Regions from separate parts of the Homo sapiens genome. Here regions 2 and 3 are each linked to region 1. Evidence: chromatin loops called from intact Hi-C (ENCODE). Cell type or tissue: endothelial cell of umbilical vein. All regions are shown on one strand. Region 1 has its middle 150 kb from the start of FAM3C. Region 2 overlaps CPED1 (cadherin like and PC-esterase domain containing 1). Region 3 overlaps TSPAN12 (tetraspanin 12).

Region 1 (8,000 bases):
TAGAGGCTGCAGTGAGCCAAGATCATGTCACTGCACTCCAGTCTGGGCAACAGAGCAAGACTGTGTCTCAAAAAAAAAAGGTATTAGATACCTAAAGTATAAAACAAATAAAAATAAATATCAGAGAATCTATTTTGATATAAATAAATGATTGAATAAATTAATAAATGAGGAGAAGAGACAAATCTCCCATGCAGAAGATTCCAAATTATTTCCATTGATACTCCACCCTCTAGGAGGTGGCATAACTCCCCACTCCTTAAGTGTGGGCAATGCATAGTTTTTTCCTTGCAAAGACTATAGTTATACAAAGGGGGAAAAGCACAAAACCTCACAATGAAGAAACCTGACAAACACTGCCTTAGCCAGGTGATCAAGGTCAACATCAATAGTAATAAATCATATTAATAGTATGCATGTACCCTTATATGTATATCTCCTTGCTGTGATGTGGTAACAACGACAGTTTACCTCTGTTATTTTCCTTCCAATACTCATAATCTCCACATCTAATTATGAGGAAATCATCAGACAAACTCCAATAGAAAAACATCCTACAAAAATACCTGGCCAGTACTTTTGAAAAATTGTGAAAATGATCAAAAACAAGAAAAGTCCAAAAAGTCATTACAACTAAAAAAAGCCAAAGGGGAAATGACGACTTAAGGTAATATAGTACTTTAGATGGATCCTTGGAGAGAAATAAGACATCAGATAAAAAGTAAGGAAACATGAATAAAGTAGGAACTTTAGACAATATGTAAATATTGGCTCATTAATTGTAACAAATATACTAATGTAAAGTGTTAACAATTTGGGAAACTGGTGCAAAGTATATGGGAACTCTTTGTACCATCTTTTCAAATCTAAACTATTCTATAAAATAAAGTCAATTTTTTAAAAGTACACAAGAAGAAAGTTGATGATACTAATTAAAACCTATTTAACTGATTATTTCAGTTTTTATTTTTTTATTTACTAGCTATCTATCAAACTTAGCACCTGAAGAAAAGGGCTAGTGGAGCAGATCAATTTTGAAAAGAAATAGAAATTGGCAAAGTTGAGAGCTGGGAACGTCACCCAGGTGAGAAAACAGTGGGTGATATGGTTGAGAAGAGTTGTGGAGAGAAACAAAGATAGACTAAGGAGTACTGAGAGAGAGGAAGGAGGTGCTGAGTGGATCTTGGAAAGAAAGGAGTCCATGCAGGGAAGGGGGCCTGGGTGGGGGAAGCCCAGCCAGAGGTCGCACAGAGGGGAGAAGCTGGGGCTTGTGAAAGTCAAAGCTCTCCCTTTTCCTGAAATCTTACATTTAAAACTAAACCTACAAATGGAGGGTTGAGGGATGTTAATAATAAATCACTACATTCTTACTACAATAATTTCTCTTCCAGCTCAGCTATACTTGATTTTTATCTGAACCGGACTATAATCCCCATCTGAATGAAATCTAGGCCAGACCTTCAGTCTTTCTCTGCTTTCATTTCTCAGCCTTCAGTGGGACAGATCCAGGTTTTAAGTGGTCTGAAATGTATATAATTTACAAATATGAATTTAGATGTATAAATCAATTTTTATTTAAAACATGAAAGGAAATTATAATACACAACACATTTGGAAAAAAACTATCAAAAAAGGGACAATAAATATGTTATTTTTTCTGGCACATTTCTACATGCTTTGCCACAGATGAATTTATGACTCTGTGCATGGTGAACCTTGCTGCTTCTCCACTACCCACCGCTTTCTGGTGCTGGAGGTGGAGGACATATGCTCTTCATGATATGAATCCTGGCCAAGCAACTTTGTGTCAGCATAGTGAGTGTAGGAGTACCCCAGGATGGCTGGCAATAACTATACACAGAAGTAACTACAAACCACAAAAACATATTCCTCTAAGTCCGGATGAACTCAATTTCCCCTCAACTAGATCTTAGAAATACCCATGGCCACTCCAATTGCACCTGACACAGGATAAGAGGGACAAAGGGGAAGTCAGAGTGGACAGAACCAAGGTTTATAATAGATTGCAGTTAAAAATCTTACTTTTGGCCAGGCACAATGGCTCACACCTGTAATCCCAACACTTTGGGAGGCTGAGGCAGGTGGATCACTCGAGGTCAGGAGTTCAAGACCAGCCTGGCCAACATGGTGAAACCCCATCTCTACTAAAAATATAAAATTAGAGCGGCATGGTGGCGGGTGCCTGTAAGCCCAGGTACTTGGGAGGCTAAGTCAGGAGAATCACTGGAACGCAGGAGGTAGAGGTTGCAGTGAGCCGAGATTGCACCACTGCACTCCAGCCTGGGCAGCAAGAGTGAAAGTCCATGTCAAAAAAAAAAAATCTTACTTTTGCAGACATATGAAATGTGTTTTAATTGCCAGAGCACTTCCCAGAGCCTTGTTCTGGCTCCAAACTTTTAGCTTCATTACCCGCAACAGTGAATTTGCCTCTATGCACCCAGTAGTATCCACTGCATATGAGTATGATTTCAGGAAGCTGTGAAAAGGCTGAGCCTACCAATTTGTTCATCCTTTTTTTTTAATGAGGTAATCAGAAATTGTAGCAGAGATCTGTTTTAATCTTTATATATTGAGGTAATATTTATAACTGATAATATACATACATGTAATGGCTTTGCTCAATAAACACTAAATAAGAGTGTGTTTGTTTGTTTGTTTGTTTGTTTGTTTGTTTTTGAGATGGAGTCTCACTCTGTCACCCAGGCTGGAGTGCAGTGGCACCATCTCAGCTCACTGCAACCTCTACCTCCCAGGTTCAAGTGATTCTCCTGTCTCAACCTCCCAAGTAGCTGGGATTACAGGCACCTGACACCATGCCCAGCCAGTTTTTGTATTTTTAGTAGAGACGGGGTTTTGCCATGTTGGTCAGGCTGGTCTCAATCTCCTGACCTCAGGCGACCTCCCAAAGTGTTGGAATTACAGGCATGAGCCACTGCACCCGGCCATAAGAGTGTTTAAAAAAATTTAATTAGGAGGTCATTGGGCTGAGGTGATTCTAGCACCTTGGGTTCCTGTGTAAGCAAACTCAAACCCAATTCAGTATAAACGGTAAAATAAAACTTTAACTAACCCAGAAATCACCAACTAACCTCTAGCTAGGACTTTCCAGGGGAATGAGTTGAGCGAGGCTACCTCTCCCCAAATGTTTCCTTTGCCTTGCTCCCTCATTCACCTTATAAAAGTACCTTTGCCTTTATTGGAGTCCCCAAACCACTTGCAGTCTGGAAGTACCCAGATCCATGGATCACTAAATGCTCAAATAAAGTCTTTAATAGAGTTTTTAATGCTTTAATGTGCCTCAGTTTACCTTTCCACAAGTGCAAAATAAAATATTGGCCTACGTCAATGAGTTCATGGCTGTGCCACCTGTGCAGTCATATGGGGCCACTGTGCTCAGAAGGGCCCTGCATTTGATTTAAGATTCTTTTGTTGCCATCTTGAAATTCCTTAAAATTTTTGAACAAAGGGGCTTGCATTTTCATGGTGCATTGAGCACACCACTGCAAATTTTGTAGTTGGTTCTGATTGTGAATTCTACTGTGGTATTTGTGGAAAGAGCTTTTTGGTGTTTATCAACATTACTCTGTCAGAAAAATAAGAGTAAATGTTTATCAGATAAAGTCTTGTCATATTTCTTGATCATTAACTATTTAAGCTTGCTATGCAAATCGTATCTATACTGTCATTTGTGCTAAAACAGCAAACCACCAACAAATGCCTACATGCATAAGATGGCACTGCACTCAGCAACCTGTCTGAGAGATGGAACAAATTGAAGATTCCCAATGCTCAGGTGATTCCCTGCTGTTCCAGAAGCTCTTGATTACACATATGCTGAACTTGGTTTACAACAGATAGAGCTTATGTAAGGAGGAATTGAAGGCATTTTACACTTCTGTATATTTTTGTCTGAGGTAAATTTACATATTTTATACCAGTAACTCTTGGAGAAAAGGTGTCTGTGATATTAGAAGTCAAAACACTAAATGTTTTTACATTCAGCACCTCTAACCCTGATGTTTTTCAACTTATTCAAAGCCAACTTCATCCTCTTCTTCAATATTCTTTTCCTCTAATAGAAATATCATGTACACATATCAAGTCTGTTTTCCAAAAGAAAACATCTATTCTTTTGTTTTCGATAAGAAATTACTGCACCTCCAATTGAAATGTCAAATAGTCCTAAAGAATTAAGCAAAATGATTTTTCTTCTAATTTGCATGTTACAACATGAATTTTAGGTTAACTTGTAATCTCAAATGTATATTCTAACTTTCCATTAACTTCAGTTGGAAATGTATGCAAAATTTATTTGAAGAGAAAATGGCACCAGAGGTTGATAAACATTTCAAGGATAAAGGTACAATTAAAATGTTCAGTGAGATCCATATCTGCATTATTAAAATGATGTTACATGCACATCAAGGTTACACAGTGATTTTTCTTAGTATCTGAGGACAAACTTCATAGTGTAATAAGTGGAGGTTGTTCTACTGCCTATTTTCTGCAGAGTAAGTGTCTCCTGGGTTTACAAAGCATGAGTCAAATATTGATGCTATTGCTTGTATATCTCACCAGATGGCGCTAGGAGCATCTATAATAGCTGAACATCACACACTAGCGTACTGAAACGTCAGAATTTCCTTAAATTGAAGAATATTTCATTTCTGAAAGAAAAAAATATTTAAAATTACTTGTGAACAATTTTGTCTACCTATTTATACATAGACAAATTCACATCTCTCAAAGTTTTTTTAAAAATCACATAATTCCATTGGAAATAGTGTACTTTTTACCTTATTTAATCATTGCCATTTTTTCAGAACTGGTTTTCCTTCTTTGCTTAGGAACATCTCTGATGATTATTCTGCTCCTGTAGCATTCTGCCAAGCTGCAATGGCTGCATCTGTAGTACCATAAAAGCTTTTTCCCCAAAACATGTGTAAACATCTGCAGGAAAATTAGAAATTGTGGCTGATGGAAGGTAAAATGCCTTATCTAATGTCAGATAAACAAACATGCCTTATCTAATTACCACATTGAATCCAAGTTTTCAGCCTACATAATCAGGGGTCATTAAATTATAGTTTTTCTGACTCTAAGACTCATTATATGAAGCAACCGTTGAAGTGGGTTGGATAATTGTGGCTTCAAATAAATAAAGTGGAATCCTTTATTTTGCTGATGTTGGGAAACAGCTTCTAATTTCCAAACTCCTGGCCCTCTGTTAAATAGCTGAAATTTTTTAGTATACAATTTCCACTAGTGTATAGGAGAAATTTTTTTCCCTACCCACTTATTATTTCACGAAGATGTCAAGGTTATGGATAAAGTGAATATGCAACTAGACGTCCACAAGGCTGGAGTGGACTCTCCCTTAGTATGGGTAGAAGGGTAGAACTGAAACTCACAGACAGCCCGGAGGAGGACAGAGACAGACCTACACAGGTGAGTCCAGAGAGGTGTTCAAGAAGGCAATAAGAAGTTTAACAATTGCTTGAAGTTTGCAATTAGACCAGATGCACTCTCTCTCATAGGTGGCTCCAGGAACTTTTTTCACAATACCTTGAAGACAAATCTTTTGGGACACACATATGTCCTTATTTATTAGCACTCATTGATGTTTTGCACAGAACTGCCTTGTAAGAAGATCCTTCCTGATTAAATGTACCAAATAATTAAAATTTTATTTTGGTTTTCAACTTTGTTTTGATTCAACTCTTCATTTATCTCTCTATTTTGCTTAATCTGAATGCTGGTTTATGCAAAAATTTTCCAAACAGCATTGAGTTTGATTTCTGGGAAAAAAAATCTGAAATTTTGGAACGATAAGACATAATTTGTAACATTCAATAGGTTTTATACGAGTACAAGGCATAGATGTGTGTTTGTCTTAATGAGTTCTAAAATTCACAGAATATTAAAAATTCACAGAATGTTTACTAATTTCTGAAGAATTATCATCACTGAAGGCATGTAAGATGTTAGGAAAGCATAAAACTCTATCAGTTACTAGGTGTGTGATGCTGAGTGAGATATTAACACCACCAAGCCTCAGTTCCTTATCTCTAAAATGGAGATAATGCCTACCTCACCAGGTTGCTGAAAGGATCAAATAAATGTAAATGTCTAGCCCAAGTCTGTCACTTATTGGAAGATCAGCCAATATGATTTCCTTCCTTTCCTAAACTCTCCTGCTCAGTCAGAGTAACTGGGGTTTTCTTAAAAATGGAGAGGCATGCAGTAAGTAAGACATGTTTAAAAATAATAAAACAGCATTTATTTTGTAAATAGGCAAACTTGCTGTAACTGAGCAGTAAAAATTGCTTTTAAAAATGTGTAATTGCCTATCTCTGAAGTAGAAATTATCCACAGAATATATTATTATCTGTCAAAGTCTTGTTTGATGGTTCTTTATTGCTTTGTTTCTTTTACTTGTCTGGAAAGTAGAAAGAAAAGGGAATGCAACTCTCACTAGCACCCAATCACTGATGCCGCCCAGGGAATTATTCTCAGTACTGTTGAAGACAAAATGCATGAGACAATTGAGAAGGTGATATTATTCCAGCTAGTGCCATAGGGAGAGTCCCACAGATCAGAAAATTACAGTGTCTCTGCAGAGTGGATTTGCCTTAAGGCATTTACAGGAAAGAGTAGACAAATTGCAGGTGTGGGGATTCCCAGCTGTATTGTTTTGCAATCAGAAGAGGTCTCTGTTATTTAAGTGGGCAGAAAATGTTTATTTCTGTGTCTTGCTAGTTCAAAAACAAACAGTTGTAACCTTAGCTAATCATTCATGAGATAAAGAATAGACGTTTGTAATTTGTAATCCCAGCACTTTGGGAGGCTGAGGTGGGCAGGTCACTTGAGTCCAGAAGTTCAAGACCAGCCTGGCCAACATGGTGAAACCCCATCTCTACTAAAACTACAAAAATTAGCTGGGTGTGGTGGGGTGCACCTGTAATCTCAGCTACTAGGGAGGCTGAGGCAGGAGAATTGCTTGGACCTGGGAGGCAGAGGTTGCAGTGAGCTGAGATTATGCCACTGCACTCCAGCCTGAATGACAGAGTGAGACTCCATCTCCAAAAAAAAAAAAAAAAAAGGAATAATGGGACATTGGGTAGAGGCAAAGGGAAGGGGGAATTTATACCTGGCTTTGTCAGCAGGTTCAAACAAAGGTGAAAAGTGTGTGTTTGGCCTTGTCACAGGTAAACAAGAAAGCCATTTACAAGCCTGATGGGGGTCACAAGAAAGAATGGACAGTGAGTGCTATGTGAGTCACATGGAGAAGGGTGATTCATTTCCTTAAGCTGTTTTTCAGAACACAAAACGGTGAGGCATTTCTGAAAACAAAAAGTTGGTGAGATTTCTTAACCACAACTATTTTCTGAAAGCATGAGGCTCTGGAAAAGTTCAACATTGTTAGTCCTCTTTCCCTTTTGATCAAGACAGATAAATTTCATTCACTGTTGCACAAGTCAAAGGTGGCCATAAATCTCCTGAGTGAGGTGAACCAGGGTAAAAGAACTATGCTTGCGAGGACTCTTAATGACATGATGTCTTCAAAATTAATTAAATCACCCATCAAAAAATAAAATTACAATGTATTTAGTTTAAATTTATAATTGACTTTTATTTTCAATTCTAGAATCAGGGAACACCTCATTCTATAAAATAGAGTGAGTGTTCAAATGAACTGAATGGAGGAGGTTAGATTTATAGAATGAAAAGAGCCAAAGGAAACAAAAAGAGAGAATAAAAAACAGACTCATCCTTTCAACGTTACTTTCCTTATAGGGTTCAAACAGAGGAGGCATCCTTATTATGCTGACTCAGGTACTAGAATCTGCTGGGGGTTTTTTTTGGAAAACTGACCTGTTGGAAAGTTCAGTTTGATTATGTGGCACTTAGCCCAAGTAACTCCATTATAATTTGGTCTTGTCTGCTAGGGCCTAACACAGGAAACTAGTCCAAAATAA
Region 2 (8,000 bases), 440 kb after region 1:
TGCCATAACATGAAAGTATTTCATTAGTGTGGCAGTTTGCAAAAAAATGGTCACAAATTCTTCCTATCCCAGTATGCACACCCCTTCGCAGTGTGACTTTGCAGCTTCTCACATCCAGTGGTGGAGTCTATTTTTTCACCCCTTTAATCTTGGCTTATTCATGTGATGTTCTTTGGCCAATGAGATATTTAGCAAATGTGATGTAAACTCCTTTTGCTTTTTAGGACTTCTGTAACAAATTGCTACAAACGTCACAATTTAAAACTAGAGAAATTTATTCTCTTGCAGTTTTAGAGGCTAGAAGTCCAAAAGTCAAGATGTCCACATGGCCACGTTCCCTCTTAAAGCTGTTAGGGACAATTCATTCGTTGCCTCTTTCCGCTTCTGGTTGTTGGCATTCCTTGGCTTGTGGGTGCAAAACTCTACTGTCTGTCTTCATCTTCACATGAGTGAAGATGTGAAGATGTATCTTCTCCTTTGTGTGTCTTCTCTTCTGTGTCAAATCTCTCTCTGACTTTCTCTTATAATGACATGCACAGGGCCTATCTGGATAATTTAGGAAGATCTCATGTTGATATCTTTAATTTAATTACACCTGCCAAGGCCCTTTGTCCAAACAAGATAATATTCACTGGTTCTGGAGGTAAGGATATGGACATATCCTTATGGGGACAGCCATTCGATCTACTATACAAGCAAAAACTTTGAAAGGACTTGGCCTTTTCAAGTGGCTTTGTTCTCTTGCAATTCTTAAGAATCCTGAAACTGCCACTGTGTAGCGGAACATCAGGTGGACTACAAGACGATGACAGGCACATGGCCAAGTCATCCCAGTGGCCCTAGCTGATACCCAGCCAATATCTAGGAGCGTGAGTGAAGGCAGGCTAGACTACCCAGCCTCGCTTAGCCACCATCTGCCTATAGAGATGAGCAGAGCTGGTCCAGACAATTTATAGAACCATGAGAAATAATAAATGTTTATTTGAAGTCACTAAGTTTGGAGATGATTTGCTCTGCAAAAGCTGACTGATTCAATTTGCCTTTTATCATTGTTTAAATTTTGTCTTCATTTCTCCTCTTTTTGAAATGGAGCCCGCATCTCCTTCTCACACCTCTCATATGGAGAAGGTGATCTAAGAACCTCATGTGTTTTTTCTTTTTTATTTTCAGTGCTTAGAATGCAACTTAAGCCTTGCTGATTCTGATTGAGTTATTTGTTTCAAACTTCTCTAACTTCACTCTGGCTTCCATCCCAAACATTGAATAGATTGAACCCTTTTTAGGGTGAGCATTTTCCTAAGCATGTTCTCACCTTCTTATCTGAATACATCACACTAGACCACTCTACTATCCTTCAAAAGATTAGACTTGTGATTTGAGGCACCATCTATTTGAAAATAACCCAATTTTATGGTGGCTGAGAAACAGGCACCCCTGCCAAGGCTGTTTTTATAGCAATGGGTACCTGGAGCTGTGGGAACCTCCCTGTCACACCAGGATGGGCAAATAGCTACAGTTATTCTTCTATTCATTTAGAAGTGGTAGGATACTTCTGTTGGAAATAGGGGTTACAGTGACTGGGGAGAAGAAAGGCAGAGAGAGGAAGTGAATGGAAAAAGAATCACCAAATTGTCCAGGAGAAAAATTTTCTGGTAGGGCCTTCAGTCAGGTTACAGAGCAACCAAGGGCTGAGAAGAGGTAGATGAGTAAGAACCAGCCTCAACAGGTAAGCTGCTGTATGAACAGGAACCTGTGTGCCTCTCCACCTCCTCATTTCACATTTCTCTTTCCCATTCCTCCTCCTGACTGGTTGCTCCCCCATCTGATCTCTCAGTCAATGGCACCACCATTCAAATAATGGCTGAAGAGTCATCCTTGAACCCTCTCTCTTTAGCCTCTCACACCCCAACACCAATTCTTGTTTCTACCTTCAAAACGTATCCACATTTCTCCTTTTTTAGACTACCATATCTCACCAACCTAGATCAAGCCACCATGCTCCTCATCTGGACCCCTGAATGGCCTTGCAACTGGTTTCTCTGCCTCTGTTCACAATTCTCTTCAATCTGTTCTCCACAAAGCAGCAGAATGGGCTTAAAAAGTAAATCAGATTATGATAGCCTCCTGTTCACTATCTTTTAGAGGCATCCCTTTGCCCATAGGGAAAAAATTCAATTTCTTACCTTTCCTGACTCCTGTGTGATTGGGCTCTTGCCTTTCTCTCAATCTCTCTACCACTCACCCTGTGTTCAACATGTTACACAGTCAGTGGTTGTGGCATTCTCTGAATATGTGAAGACTCTCCTACCTTTGGAATTGTCCTTTTGCTGGGAGTATTTTACTGTCATCTCTTGAAATGGCACTTAGTCTCATCACAGAATTATAGCTCAGATATCACCTATTCAGGGCAATCTTTCTACCTCTCATAAAGTGGGCAGACCAGTTAGTTCCTAGTCAACATCCATCCTGTTCATTTCATTCTTAGATATATTAAATACCTGTAACTATCTGAATTTCTTTATATGTGTATAATTAATTATCTGTTTTTCATCTGTCATTCCATACAAGAATAAACTTTACAAAGGCAGGGACTTTGCCTTGTTTCCTGCTATGCTACTGGAGCCCAACATAACATCTAGCATATAAGAGGTAGCCGGTAAATACTTGTAGCAGGAATCAAAAGGCTAATTTAACTCATAGGAAAACCATCCCTATTTTATAGACATGGAAAGTGGTCCATAGATGTAAGCAGATTTGTCTAAGGTCATAGAGTTTGTACAAGGACTTTCTTACTGCACACCGATCCCCAGACCTGTAGAAGTATGGCTTGGGATTTTTCTTTTCTTTCCTGCATATCCAGTGCTATAGATCTAATGCTGGTGATTTATTTCTCTCTCCTTTAAAGTAAAAATGCAATTGGATATTTGCTTATTACTCAGCCTGAAAGGATGTAATCATCGTCCTATTCATGTTGTAAAATCACATTTCTTTAACAGTAACTCCTTGAAGGCATGAAAATGAAATATATTTCCTTAGCATAATGTTTTTCTTCTGTGACTTCTGAGTTTAAAGTAATGATTTCTCTGTGTGTGATTTGAACAAATATTCTTCATGTAGATAATCTGAGTAATCAAGCACATAGAAAAATTCTTATACCTTTCAAATATATCTGAAAAAATTTCTAGTAGAAGTTATTCAGAAGTTATTCTACTAGAAATTTCTACCAAAGCATCAGTTTGGAACAGTATGTTTTTTAAACAGATTGATGAGGCTATGGTACCTGGAACTGTTAGATTCCGGAAAACTAGAGACCAAATAAGAAGAAGCTGATGTAGAGGGGAAACATAGTGCATATGAATACGGATATATATGTAAATAAAGGGATGCTTGGAATTTCCTCTCCTGTTTGAAGTCCCTTTCTCTAAATTTTAAAGACTTGCTTCATCGAGCTTCTAAGAACTGCTTTTACAGGCTAGGAATAGGGAGTGAAAGGACAAATTGTTTTGAGACAAAGAAGACAGAGTGATGTGTATAGGAATGCTCTGTGTCAGCCAGTGACGCAATGAGAGAATGACCGCCCTATAGGCAGACGCTCCATAGAGATCTAACAAAAGCAATGAAATACGTCTTTATGTTGCAGAAGGTAGAGAATACAAAATATATCTGAAGAGTCCTGGGAGAGAATCCATTTCTGCTGCCTCAGTAGCACTCAGAGAAATAAAACACAAATTTTCAGTTCTATATCATAATATCAGGTCATTTAGATAATTTAAAGGAATTCCAGTTAACAGCAGATTTGAGGCTCAGGTTGTAATCAAATAGAAGTAACACAAAAGATTCATGGGTACAGTAGTGCAGTCTTACATGTTAAGTATAAAATGCCAGCTCTAACTGTACAGTAATTTTAAAACTGGTATTGTGTAGTAAGTTTAAAACTATGTGTTGCAAAATCTTTTTTGTTGTTGTTGTTTTTCCAAGGAAAAAAGTTTAGGTCTTAATTTTTGGGCAATGGGACAGGGTGGTGTTTTTGAGCTTGTGGTGACTGGCTTAGACTAGAGTTTTATGGAAATCAGTCCAACATCCCTGACATATTTTGTATGATCTACACATAAGACAGTATAGCATGTTTATAAGTCATTTCTTCTAAGTCAGTATTCCATATTCCATAAAAATATCCTATATTTGTGTACTTTGCATATTTATACCACTCTCAAGTAAATTCCTTGAGGAGAAAGAGCTCTAGAAAATATCATTGAATTTCCTTATATGAAAAAAACATTACAAAATGTACATTTCTTCACTTAAATGTATACTCACAAGTTTATGACTAATAGGCTTAACTTTTCCATAGAAAAAAATTAAGATTATTATATTTTATGATATGAATTTGAGCTGGAAGAATGAATTTTCTTAACATATAGTCATCTGAGGGATATCATTCTTTAATAGCACTGCATATTAAATTTTACAAAGTGTTCTTAAGTGAAAAAACAATGTCCAGTGGCTGGCAAATGCTGAAATCATTCCAAATAATTGTGTGGCCTAGGTAATTTAAATTGTAGTGAGGAATTATCATCATTCGCAATCTACTTAAAAGCACAGCTTTCTTACTGTAAGTATGGGTTATAAAATAACTTTTTTAAAATAAATATGTTTAATCCAATGGGGGAAAAATGCTCCATGCTTTGCTAAGCATTTTTGCCTTTTTTCCTCTTGCCATTGGACAGCTCAGACTATTTGTACAATAGCAAAAAAGACCACTAGGGGGCAATACAGTAATTGTTTTGCTCCATCTCACTGCTATGTAGGCTTCCTTAGTGAAAAAAGATTGCTGTTTCTTCTAAATTTGAAACCACATTTTAATATATGGAAGGAAAAAGGCTGTATTTCATTTTAAACTTACAATGAATAAATCACATAAGACAAATGCAAGTCAGATTTTCTCCTGAAGGGAGCAAAAGCCTGTCTTCCTTCAGCAGACAAATCAGTTTTACCTAGTTGGCACATTTGAGGATATTTTATATTTAGAATTTGTCAGCCTTTGAGACAGATCTCAAGGAATAAAGGATATTGTTAATAAAAATCTCAAAAATGATATACATTTAATAAGTTTCAAAACGTACTGGTAAAAACTTACTTTTTTTCTATACCCAAAGTAAAAGTGTAAAAATCATTTAACTTCCCCACTGAGTAAATATTCTGTAATAAACTTAAGCATTAAAGCGATTAATTTTTGGAGACAATTACTGCCATTATTTTCACTGTTATTACTTTGCACCCACATACCACTTTGTAAAGGAGTTATTTTTATTACTAATTATTCTTTTCAGCAATTTGATGAGTGGAGTCTCTATTCTAATTCATTTCTCTCTCCCTGAATCGGCTGAATATTAGCTACTATGCCAGGCACTGAAGATTTGTTTCCTACATAAATAAAGAATAAGCAAACTCTCTTCTTTTAAGGATTTCAAAAAGATTTAGGCAAGTAGATTTTTCCTCTTGGTTTTTGTTCTCCTGTTTGCTGACTTCATGTGATTTTTTCCTTCCAATATATTTTCCTGTCATCAGAAGATATTTAACATTACCACAGTGATGAAAAAGTTAAGCCTTGTTGTTAAAGTCTTAGGGATAAAGATTTATAAAATTAAATTCAATAACTCTCTAGGTGTCTGTACAGAAATGAAAACATTTAGGAAGATTGCAGGGAGTTTTGCCTTAATTCATGGTCCATTTCCCAAAGATCCATCTTAACAATCCTTTCTTGCATGAGGGTAGTGAAGAAAGGGAATACAGCTGTTCTGTCTTCGAACATCTCTACGGCTTAGCTGGCTCATCTATTAAAGAAATAATAAGAAACTAAAAAATTAAGATGGTGCTGCTCTCTATGGACGCTTAAAGTGCTTTGAAAGATTGCTTACACTAGACCTCTTTTCCCAGGCTTGGTTTTTACTCTAAACACTTGTTTATTTTATAAACTTGTTATCGGCAAGGTGTAACAGAAATCAGAGTGACATTACTGTGCTGGGCAACGGCAGAAAGAGGAAGAGCCCGCAGAGATTAATTTTTAAGAGCTTCTGTGAAGTTCACGGGCAATACACTTCCAGGATCCAGTTCAGAGAAACAACACTTGCTCTTTTCAAGTCCATAACTGGGTCCCATCCTCATCCCAGCATATACCTTCCCTTGATGGCTCCAGGGAGAAGCAGGCTGTGAACAGGACAGGTGAAGGGGAGGAGCTGAGAAGGGAAACATACATTCTATCCTCCAAAGTACTATTGAGGAACTTTTCCATCTTTCAAGCATCCAGAAGGAGGGAAGAAGGAATGAACTTACCTCACCTGATTTCACACTGAAATCCCTGAGTATTAGCTTACCTCCATTTTTCTGGATATATAATTAACACTTGCCTACTGATTTTCTAGTATTAAAGGCAATAATAATTAGCAAATTTATTCATTAGTGTTAGGTTTTACCTTTACACTGTCATAATACATTATATATATATATGTAGGCATATATACACATATATGTGTATACCTATATAAAGCATTATATAGCATCTACCTATATAAAGCATTATGTTAGTTAATTATATTTGCATATGTCTATGCGTTCATTACCCTAGTTCAGAAGGGAAAATATGCCTGAATTAACAATGATGGAATATGTAAATCCATAATACTATCTTCTGTTGTAGAACCTGCTCTTAAATCATATTTTCCCCAAATGGCAGTTTTTAATAAGTTATTATTAATGAGGTACCTTTAATTAAAATAAGGATGATAGACAACGATTCACTGATAAACATTTTTGAGCATCTGCCATGCGCCAGGAACTCTGTGAGGCTCTGGAAATGCAAACACATTGCTTGCCTTTTTGAGGCTTAGAGTCATCTGCTTAAGTTATCATTTTGGCCAGATAAAGATGATCATCATTAATGAATAGTTTTCTTTACATTTAGGATAATCATCCAAGTTCAGCCTTCAGAATTAACGAATGTACAAAATGACTTGACAAATCTTTTAATAGAACCAAGTTGGGAATGAAGGAATGAATGAATGAGTGAATGAATTGCTTTTTAAAAAGACACAAAGTTGCTATAAAGAGTATTAGTGCAATCTAACATCAATGTGGGCTGATTACTTTGCAGTTATTATAAAAGTTTTTAAAGTAAGTCAGCTTTGGTCACAAGTTTATTCAATTACATGCTGGTTATTTATAATTTCTATTTATATAAAATCATACTTTAAAATGAACACCCTGATGCAATTTTAAAATTTAATTCAAGCAAAAGTAGGTTAAGTAATACGTCAACTCTTTTTACAAACTCTCAGGAGAAGACTTTTATTCACATTCTTTCTACAGCTGACATAAATCTCCCGGGCCTAGCGAAGGGCCAGATGCTCAGTCAAAAGCCTTTTACAAGGTCTGCTTCGTAGCCTGCAGTTTTGGACATAAAATGAAGATCAGGGGAAGAACACTTCCTAAGGTTGAAAAACCATACTGTCACTTTATACTTTCTTCCAAAGACATTACTCATTTTTACCTTGGGAATATATAAGCAATCTCACCCAACATTATCAAAGGCAGTGCATAAATATTGACGACAAATGAGGCTAACTTCATCCCTACAACTGTGTCATATTTCCAAAATGAATAAGGGATATATGCATCTTTTTAAAAGGAATCTTGTACATAACACCATTCCTCTCTTTGCCACAGTTCTCCTCTGCCCTCTGTGCACATTTGCTGATTGTATTGATGTGAGAGGGAACTGCAAGCACTGGAGATGGAAGAATGGTCCCCTGAAGGCCAGTGCAGCGGTGGTAGAGAGCTGGTGATTTAGAACTTACAAATCTGACTTGAAAAAAGGCTACGGTATCCCAGATTTCCCTATCTCTATCAAAGTGGCCCTTATCCAGAAATTCAGATTATGACATCTGTCTATTGCATTTACTGGAAAACAAATGATCATTTGTATAATATTTACCTATATCATG
Region 3 (8,000 bases), 740 kb after region 1:
AATTCTTTCCCTTCTTAATTCTTTCCTCTTTGTTTTAGTACTATTATCTGCAGTTGCTTCAAAGAGCAACAACTTCATAGCATTTTGAAATCAAATGAAGGACATTTCTCTGCAGAGGTTATTTGTTATGTGAAAGTCTTCAGTATGTCTGTGGGATGTACAGTTAATTACTTGTTGGTGATTTCCTTGAGCATTAAAGTGATTTCTCATTTTTTTCCTTAGTACAAAATACCTCTTCATTTATCACAAAAATCTATACATTGAGATTGTCCAATAACTACATTGAATACTCTGAGCTAAATTTAGGCCATGAGCAAATATAAATTTAAAATAGTATTTGTCAATTAGAAGACATTCCGAGTATGCGTGTGTACGTGTGTGTGTGTGTGTGTGTGTGTGTGTGTGAATCTGTGTCTGTGTGTGAGCTACAGCTGTTGATATTTTGCTTTTTATCACCAGGTTCCAGTACAATGGTCAGATATGGTCACTTTGAAAGCCAGGATGACAAATTATGGATTACCTAGATATCGGTGGCTTACTCATGCTTGGAATTTTTTTCAGAGAGAGGTAAGTGCTACAATTTCTGAGGTAGAGAGAGTGAAGTAAGTGGTGCACCTTCAAACCAGATGTTTAAAGCTTTAGCTTTGGTAATTTCCTCTGTGCTGAAAAATTAAGCCTGTGATTCAGTAACCTCTGGTGCAATTATTTCTTGAAAAATATCTTAGGTAACTTCATGGCCTGCTTTTCTTCCCATGTATACCATTTCCCCTTTATTTCACATGGTTCACATATATTTAAGAACATCTGAAAAGCCATTTTGCTAAATTATTGTGAAGTTTTCTTTTTATGAGAGTTAACTTGATAAATATCCAAGTTCCAGACAAATAGATTTTTTCATGACTTTTAGAGCTCTCAATATTTTAAACATAATTTTAGTTTTAAAAAAAATGATTGTTCTCATTTGGGACTTTGAAGTCAGTATATCATTAATGGCATGATCTGTTCAGAAAGACCTTGGTTAAAATCATAGCTGTGCTGCTTGCTATTAAGTGAGCTTCTATAATTTACATAACTCCCTTAAGTCCTGGTTTTCTCACCTTTAAAATAGTGATAATAAAAATACCTCTCTCTTCAGGTTGTTAAGAAGATTAAATGATGCGATTTCATTTAGCCTATGGTTATTAACAATAACATTACAAAGTATAGGTGCGTTTAGCATTTCTTACCTAACCGCCATGTAGCACTGCACCCAACCATCTTCTCAAGTGGGGACTGTATTCAGATGTTTAAAATTTGGTGACTTGGAGTTAACCATTGATCTTGCTTCAAACCAAGCTCTTCTTCCAAGCAGTTTCCTTGTGATTGAAGTGACATTCCCAGATGGATAAGTATTTCAGTTTCCTTTAATTTATCTTAGTGCTAGGCCGCAAAGCATTTGAGAATTAGTGTCTTACGTGATAGATAGCAAGATCTCTGCTCACTTACTTTGTCCTGGATATGGGCAGAGGTTCAAGTCCAGGACAATCTCCAAATCTGGCTGTGTACAACTGTTGAGATGGTAAAAATTATCATTGTAACACAGATTTCCTGTTTATTTAAGTGCTTCCTAACTTTGTTTATTTATTGTATATTTGTGCTAAAAACAACACAAAGAGAAAATAAGCATTAGGAAATTTATAGTAAGTTATGTCAGCTACTGTCCTGAGTAGATGCTGCCCAGAGCTCGTTATTTTCTGGAATTTGTGATGTAGACAGTGATAATCCAGGTTAAAAAACAAAGTGAGTTTTTTTCTGATGGAAGCTGCACCTAGATGGACAATGTACAAGTACTGCAAATGATAGCACACTTATTTTTAGATTTGTTACATGGTAAGTTTCCTCCTCCATTATCATAAGACTATTTTATGTAAATGGAGATGGTGAAGACTTCTGAGAACCTGAGGTTTTTAAAATCCCTTATATCCCTTATATTAGTTTGCAATGACTGCTTGCGGATGGCCATCTTCTCCCTGTGTCTTCACTATGTCTTCCATATATATATTAAATATATATATATATTTAAATACCCTCTCCTAATAAGTACATCAGTCATACTGGATTAGGGCCCACCCTAATGACCTTATTTTAACTCAACAATCTCTATAAACTCTATCTCCAAATACAGTCACATTCTAAGGTACTGGGAGGTAGAATTTCAACATATGCATTTGGGTGGGGGACCCAATTCTAGAATAACCTGTATTGCAGAAAGCAACTTTATCAGGTGCCAGTCTCCTTTGCTCCTCATTCAGTGCAATTCTATGCACATACCGCAACTTAGCGGACTCTCACTTAAGCCCCAGTGACGTTTGTTTAATACGTTTTTAGAATACTAACTTTAAAAAATGTGTTTATTTATTTATTTTAACATAGTAGTTGGAGCATAGGCTTTGGAATAGACTGTGCCACACTCTGGCCTGTAACTTTAGCAAGCTACTTGACTGTCAAAGGCCTCAGTTTACTCATATGTAAAATGGATGGTATTTTCTAGAGCTTGACACATTAGCAAGAGTAGTACTATCTCACAATATGATATTAAAGTAGACAGGAAAATGACAAGGAGATGTAGACCACAGTAATATGTTGGTATGATGTTGGGCTTACTTAAAGGAGTTTTCAGAAAAAGTTTCAGAATAAATTCATTATCTTCTGTTGAAGAAGGACAATTATATACAAATGCTTTCTAAAATAAAAGTAAGTTCAGCACTGAGCATCGTATACTTATAATGAGAAAGAACATTATATACTTATATTTGAGAAAGTCATTTATGTAGAATATCTTATTTCCTGACAAAGCCATATAAATAGGCTGTTCCTTGCTGGATGGAGCTAGAGAGTTCCAAGAACTGTTCTGTCATCAACACAGAAAGGACTCATGTCATTAGCAAAGGAGACAAATGGATTTTCTTTGAGTGCAAGAATTTAAAAAGATGGACTTGGAAAGTTAACCTTTCCTTGTTTATGATTTTTATGAAGTGAAGTCTTTATACTACATATATTATTTAAGGATATTTAATGTCTTATGTAAAATATGTGACATCAAATTATTGACTAAATTTGTGATGTTTATAGTATACTCATGACTTTGAGAGCAAGTTTAAAAAGGAAAAATATATATAAAGTATTTTTTAAGTTTCTCAAAATTTCAGTATTACCCATAGCTTTCAGTAATTCGTCATTTATAATACTCTTAAGATGATTTTTTTTTCTGTTTAAAAATCAGACATTTAGGCCAGTGTAACAACGCAAAATACTTTGTGGTATTTTCATTGTTTCCTTTTGCATGAGAAGTTCGGAATTCTTCAAAGTTAATTTTAGTTAAATTTTGAAATGGTGGGGGATTGTGATATTTTATGATGCAATGTCAAACCTGGACATAGATTGATCTGTTGGACTGCATAATTTGCATAGCCAGTCACTCTTGGCAAAGTTCTCAGTGACTGCCCATAGTCCTTGTTTCTGGCTAGAGGGGAAAGAGCAACCTCCTTCTCCACTCAAGGACAGAAAATTATTCATCATAGTTAATTGTTCTGAATCTAATCTATAGAGGTCCTTAAGCAGTGTTTCCAAACCTTGATCAGAGACAGTTTTTGCTAATCTTTGGAGAAATAAGATAAAAAAGTAAAAATGTCAGTATAGTTTTTCTTAAATCCAATTTTATTCAAGCTAAAGGCACACACACCATTTCTTCTGAGATTATGGTAATAGAATATGAACATTTATTTCAAGAATCTTACTCAGTTGAATAAACACCAGTTGGCCAGACCTATGTTTATTTCTTAAAGTTTTTGGATATTTTACTAGCTAAGGAATCGATGTCTGCTAACTTTTTGTGATGTGGGCTTTGGTCAACACATGTTTTTACAAAGATTACAGAAACTTTTAATATAATATTTGAATATGTTGGGCAATAGAAAAATTTGATTAACTGGCCTTTGGTGGTTAGAGGTTTAATGATTAAAGTGTCACCTACTTGGGTTTGTTAGTGTGTATGTTCAATCTGTTGCTATGTATAGTCACTTGTAGATGAGCTTACAGTTAGGGAGTGAGTCTCAGTCATGCCTGATTTGTTTTTATGTGTTATGGGCATTATTACTCAGAATACTTCCATTATGCAATCGTTAGCCATGGTGTTCCTTTACTACATTTCTATCATCAACATAGACTGTACATATATCATTAGGTGATGACAGATATAGCTCTGGGTACAAAAATTTTAAAAAACTGATGTTTAATCTCCTATAAGTTAAGAAAATATTTTTGTGGTTTCTGAGGCTGACTAGTGATTTTTTTTGCAGTTTAAGTGCTGTGGAGTAGTATATTTCACTGACTGGTTGGAAATGACAGAGATGGACTGGCCCCCAGATTCCTGCTGTGTTAGAGAATTCCCAGGATGTTCCAAACAGGCCCACCAGGAAGATCTCAGTGACCTTTATCAAGAGGTGAGGCCATATATGGTTAATTTATTATGGATAAATGTTTTCTTAGGAATAACTTTAAAGAATCAACAATATGCCAATGAAATTTTCCTTCTCTGTCTAAATGTAAAAGGCCTTAAAATTTTTCTCTAATATGGGGAGAAGCAGAAGAAAGCTAAAAAACAATATAAAAATCTAAACATTAATCACATTTTAATAAAGGGAAGTGGGAAAGACCAGGTTTTGTAATTAATTGGATTTTGAACTGTTTTGTTTTGAATCAAGTTCCTACTGCTTGGGGATCCTTTGAAACAGACACAGGCAGAGTATGTAGCTAACACTGGATGTGCAAGAAGCAGAGGGTTTGGAGTTCCTGGACAGAATACGTATTTTAAGAGCCTCCACATAGACCACCAACACATAGAAGGGGAAAAAAAAGAACCTCTCCAAAGAAAATGCTACCATGCTACTCTCCAGCTCCCCCTGCTGGCTAATGATTAGTGATGTCAGTTTTAGTTCACTGATTAAGTTTTATGCTCAGTGGCGGTAAAGTCAATCCTCATGTGGCCAGGAAATTTACATACTTGTGTTTTCTGGGAGAATTGATCAGAATAATCAATTACTCCATTTTAGCAGAAGTTTTCCTATTCATTCATTTTTACTGATTATTTTCAGACTTTGTTAGCAGTAAAATTCTATTTTCAGATTAAAATCTAAGACTGCACTGTCCTCTACAGCAGCCAAATAGCTACGTGTGGCCATTTGAATTAAAATTAATTAAAATTAAAATATCTGTTCCTCTGTTGCACTAGCTACATCTCAAGTGCTCAACTGCCACTTGTGACTAGTGGCCCCTGTCCTGGACAATGCAGATGTAAGACATTTCTATCATCACATAAAGTTTTGTTAGGCAGTCTTTATCTAGAATGGAAATGTAAAATGTGAATCAGATAGAAAGGAAACTGCTTAGGCTAAGGGGTTGGGATCATTCCCCACATACACCTCTTGTCAAGTACCTGGTATCACAAGGCACTGCTCACACTATTCATAATATAACTCATGTATATATAGTAGGGCTATAAAGAATGAAAATTTAAAACAAAGCAACAGGATTTATAACACCTGCATTTTGATATATTTCAAGGTGGTTATCTTAGGAGGTTATGCTTTTTATTCCTAAGAATACTACCATTCAAAACATCTTTTAGACTCTCTGCCAAAGGCAGTTGTTGAGATGGGCAGTCAATTTATATTGTAAATTAATTAATTTGGATGTTGTAATTAATTAAAAGAATGCTGTACTACCTATACAAGTGATCCATTATATTCATAGATATGAGTAACTCTGGGCTGTTACTCATATCTCAGAAGACAAGAATATGTCACCATTTAAGGATATCCAAAATAAAGTGCTTTGGGCTCTGAAGGCATGCCCCAAAGGAGAGTGCCAAGTATTTTTTAGGAGTTTAAAAATTGTTATAATTTCCTAGAGCTGCCATAACAAAGTCCCACAAACTGAGTGGCTCTGACAACGTAAATTTATTGTCACAGTGTTCTGGAGGCTAACTCCAAGATTAAGGTGTCAGCAGGGTTGATTCCTTCTGAGGGCCATGAGGAGAAATCTATTTCATGCTTCTCCCCTAGCTTCTGGTGGTGTGCTGACAATTTTCCTGGTTCCTCGTCTTTTAGAAAAATCACCCTGATCTGTTTCATCTTCACATGGTGTTTTCCTTGTCTGTGTGTCTCCAAATTTTCCCATTTTATAAGAACAACAGTCATATTGGACAAGGGGCCCACTGTCCTCCAGTCGGACCTCATCTTAGTTACATCTGCAACAATCCTATGTTCCAATAAGATCACATTCTGAGGTACTAAGCTCTTTAACATACGAATTTTGGGAGGACATAATCCAACCAATCACAAGAATTATTCAAACAGTTGAATAATTCAGGCTTTTTATTTTAAAAGATGATCAGAATACTTTTTGTCATGCTCACACTGCTGAGAAGCATTATGTTTGGATGTTATTGTTTTATACATACTTTGTTTAGAAACATTTGGCTTTGAATGAAAAGGAATATACAAAATATAGTTTATTGAACAGAAAGTTGTTGTAGGTTAGTGTCTGTAGGTTCTTCAGTGATTATGGCACTGAACCTAGTTCTTTTGTTTTGGGTGAAAGCTGAATATTGGCTAGTGTCTGTAGTAGGAATCATCAACTAATAAATGCGGCAAACTCCTGCTTATTCCATAAAACGGAAAACAGTACTAATATTTCTGAGGTAGTATTACATATAAACATATTATGGATATTCAAATATACTATAACTTACTATTAGACATTAAAAGAACAGATGGCTACAGTATAGTTAGAAGTATAGATGTGTAAATTGAAACCTACCAAATTTCCTAGTGTGAATTGTCCATTTGTTAGTTTTTACTGGTAGCGAGTCAATATGGACAATTATTGGGCCACAACATTATGGTATAATTTGTATCTGCTTTAGTGATTAATACTGATGATATGATTATAACTACTATTGATCATGAGATCAACTTACCGGATCTTCCCATAAAGTCTGAATATGGACTAATTCTCTTCAGTTTTGCTTTATTTAGCTGAAGACTGTTCCACATTAAACATTTAATATAATTTTATTGTTGTAAAACTGCAATTCATCCTCACTGCTTTTCTTAGATTGTTTTCACTAATAATACTACTTTATAAAGGGATGCTTTACTTTTAGGATATCTATAATTGCTTGCTCCATGAATTTTGAAATTGAAACAAGCCATACTATTGTGCATGTGCAAGTTGATAGCCCAGATTATTTTGAAATTTGTTCATATTTTTATCTGAAGAATTTTAATAGCAAGCTGGCATTGTCAGCCATGAGATGTTCTTTAGACACAGACTTCCAGCTAAGATGGGGGCTTATTATATCAGAGTAACCTGCTTTTGCATTTTACAACTAATAACATATGCTGATATTGGTAATTATACAGTATGCAATTATATGTATAGTTGATTTACAAAAGAGGATCATTTAGTAGTTTTATGGCATAAGTACAATTAAATCCATAATTAAAAATAAGACATAATTCTACTTTGCCCTGGAGAACATATGTTTCCTAATTACGGTGTGTCCAGAGATCATTCAGTAGGAAGATGAGGGTTCCAAAAGGAGAAATAAGTGAGGAACAGCTGGAGGTATTTGGGATGTTTATTCAGAAGTTGAGAGCACTGAAGGGAGATAGTTGAGATGTGTTCAAATATTTCAAAGTTCATAATTCAGAACAGGAACTAGACTTACACGTTGTTGCTCCAAGGGCCAGAAGTTACAGGAAGGAAATTTTGAATCAATAGAAGGAAGACCTTGCTCATCAAAATCCATCCAATTGTGAGACAGGTTATCTTGTAAAATAATGAGTGTCTCATCACTAAAAATATTGAAGTCAAGGTCAGATAACCATGTCATTGGTAGTGTAGAATGGGTTTTTAAATTAAGAATGAATCCAGACTAGATGAACCGCAAGGTCTCT

The links. A loop is a pair of places that touch in the nucleus more often than their neighbours do. Peaks named below come from ENCODE experiments on the same cell type or tissue, not always from the same donor. Only the 100,000 strongest peaks of a DNase experiment are listed, where the experiment ranks them.
Region 2: it touches region 1 in a loop (4-fold over the local background); 5 of 110 quality-filtered maps call a loop at or near these places.
Region 3: it touches region 1 in a loop (2.1-fold over the local background); 4 of 110 quality-filtered maps call a loop at or near these places.

The regions. Positions count from the first base shown.
Region 1 is chr7:121,544,294-121,552,293 of GRCh38, reverse strand. No RefSeq gene overlaps it. Among named protein-coding and RNA genes, the nearest start is that of FAM3C, 150 kb to the right of the region's middle. RefSeq lists an enhancer at 6,792-7,991. In endothelial cell of umbilical vein, a CTCF peak has its summit at 4,602 (motif pointing right); DNase peaks (open chromatin) are centred at 4,613 and 7,383; H3K27ac peaks cover 1,407 bases.
Region 2 is chr7:121,104,873-121,112,872 of GRCh38, reverse strand. All of the region lies in intron 7 of CPED1 (cadherin like and PC-esterase domain containing 1), which reads right to left. Among named protein-coding and RNA genes, the nearest start is that of CPED1, 120 kb to the right of the region's middle. RefSeq lists a silencer at 4,799-4,848. In endothelial cell of umbilical vein, a CTCF peak has its summit at 4,761 (motif pointing right); a DNase peak (open chromatin) is centred at 4,772; H3K27me3 peaks cover 1,229 bases.
Region 3 is chr7:120,803,030-120,811,029 of GRCh38, reverse strand. It overlaps TSPAN12 (tetraspanin 12), which reads left to right. Exons shown (of 8, transcript NM_012338.4): 6 at 460-567; 7 at 4,338-4,481. Among named protein-coding and RNA genes, the nearest start is that of TSPAN12, 51 kb to the left of the region's middle. RefSeq lists a silencer at 4,927-4,976. In endothelial cell of umbilical vein, a CTCF peak has its summit at 4,949 (motif pointing left); a DNase peak (open chromatin) is centred at 4,929.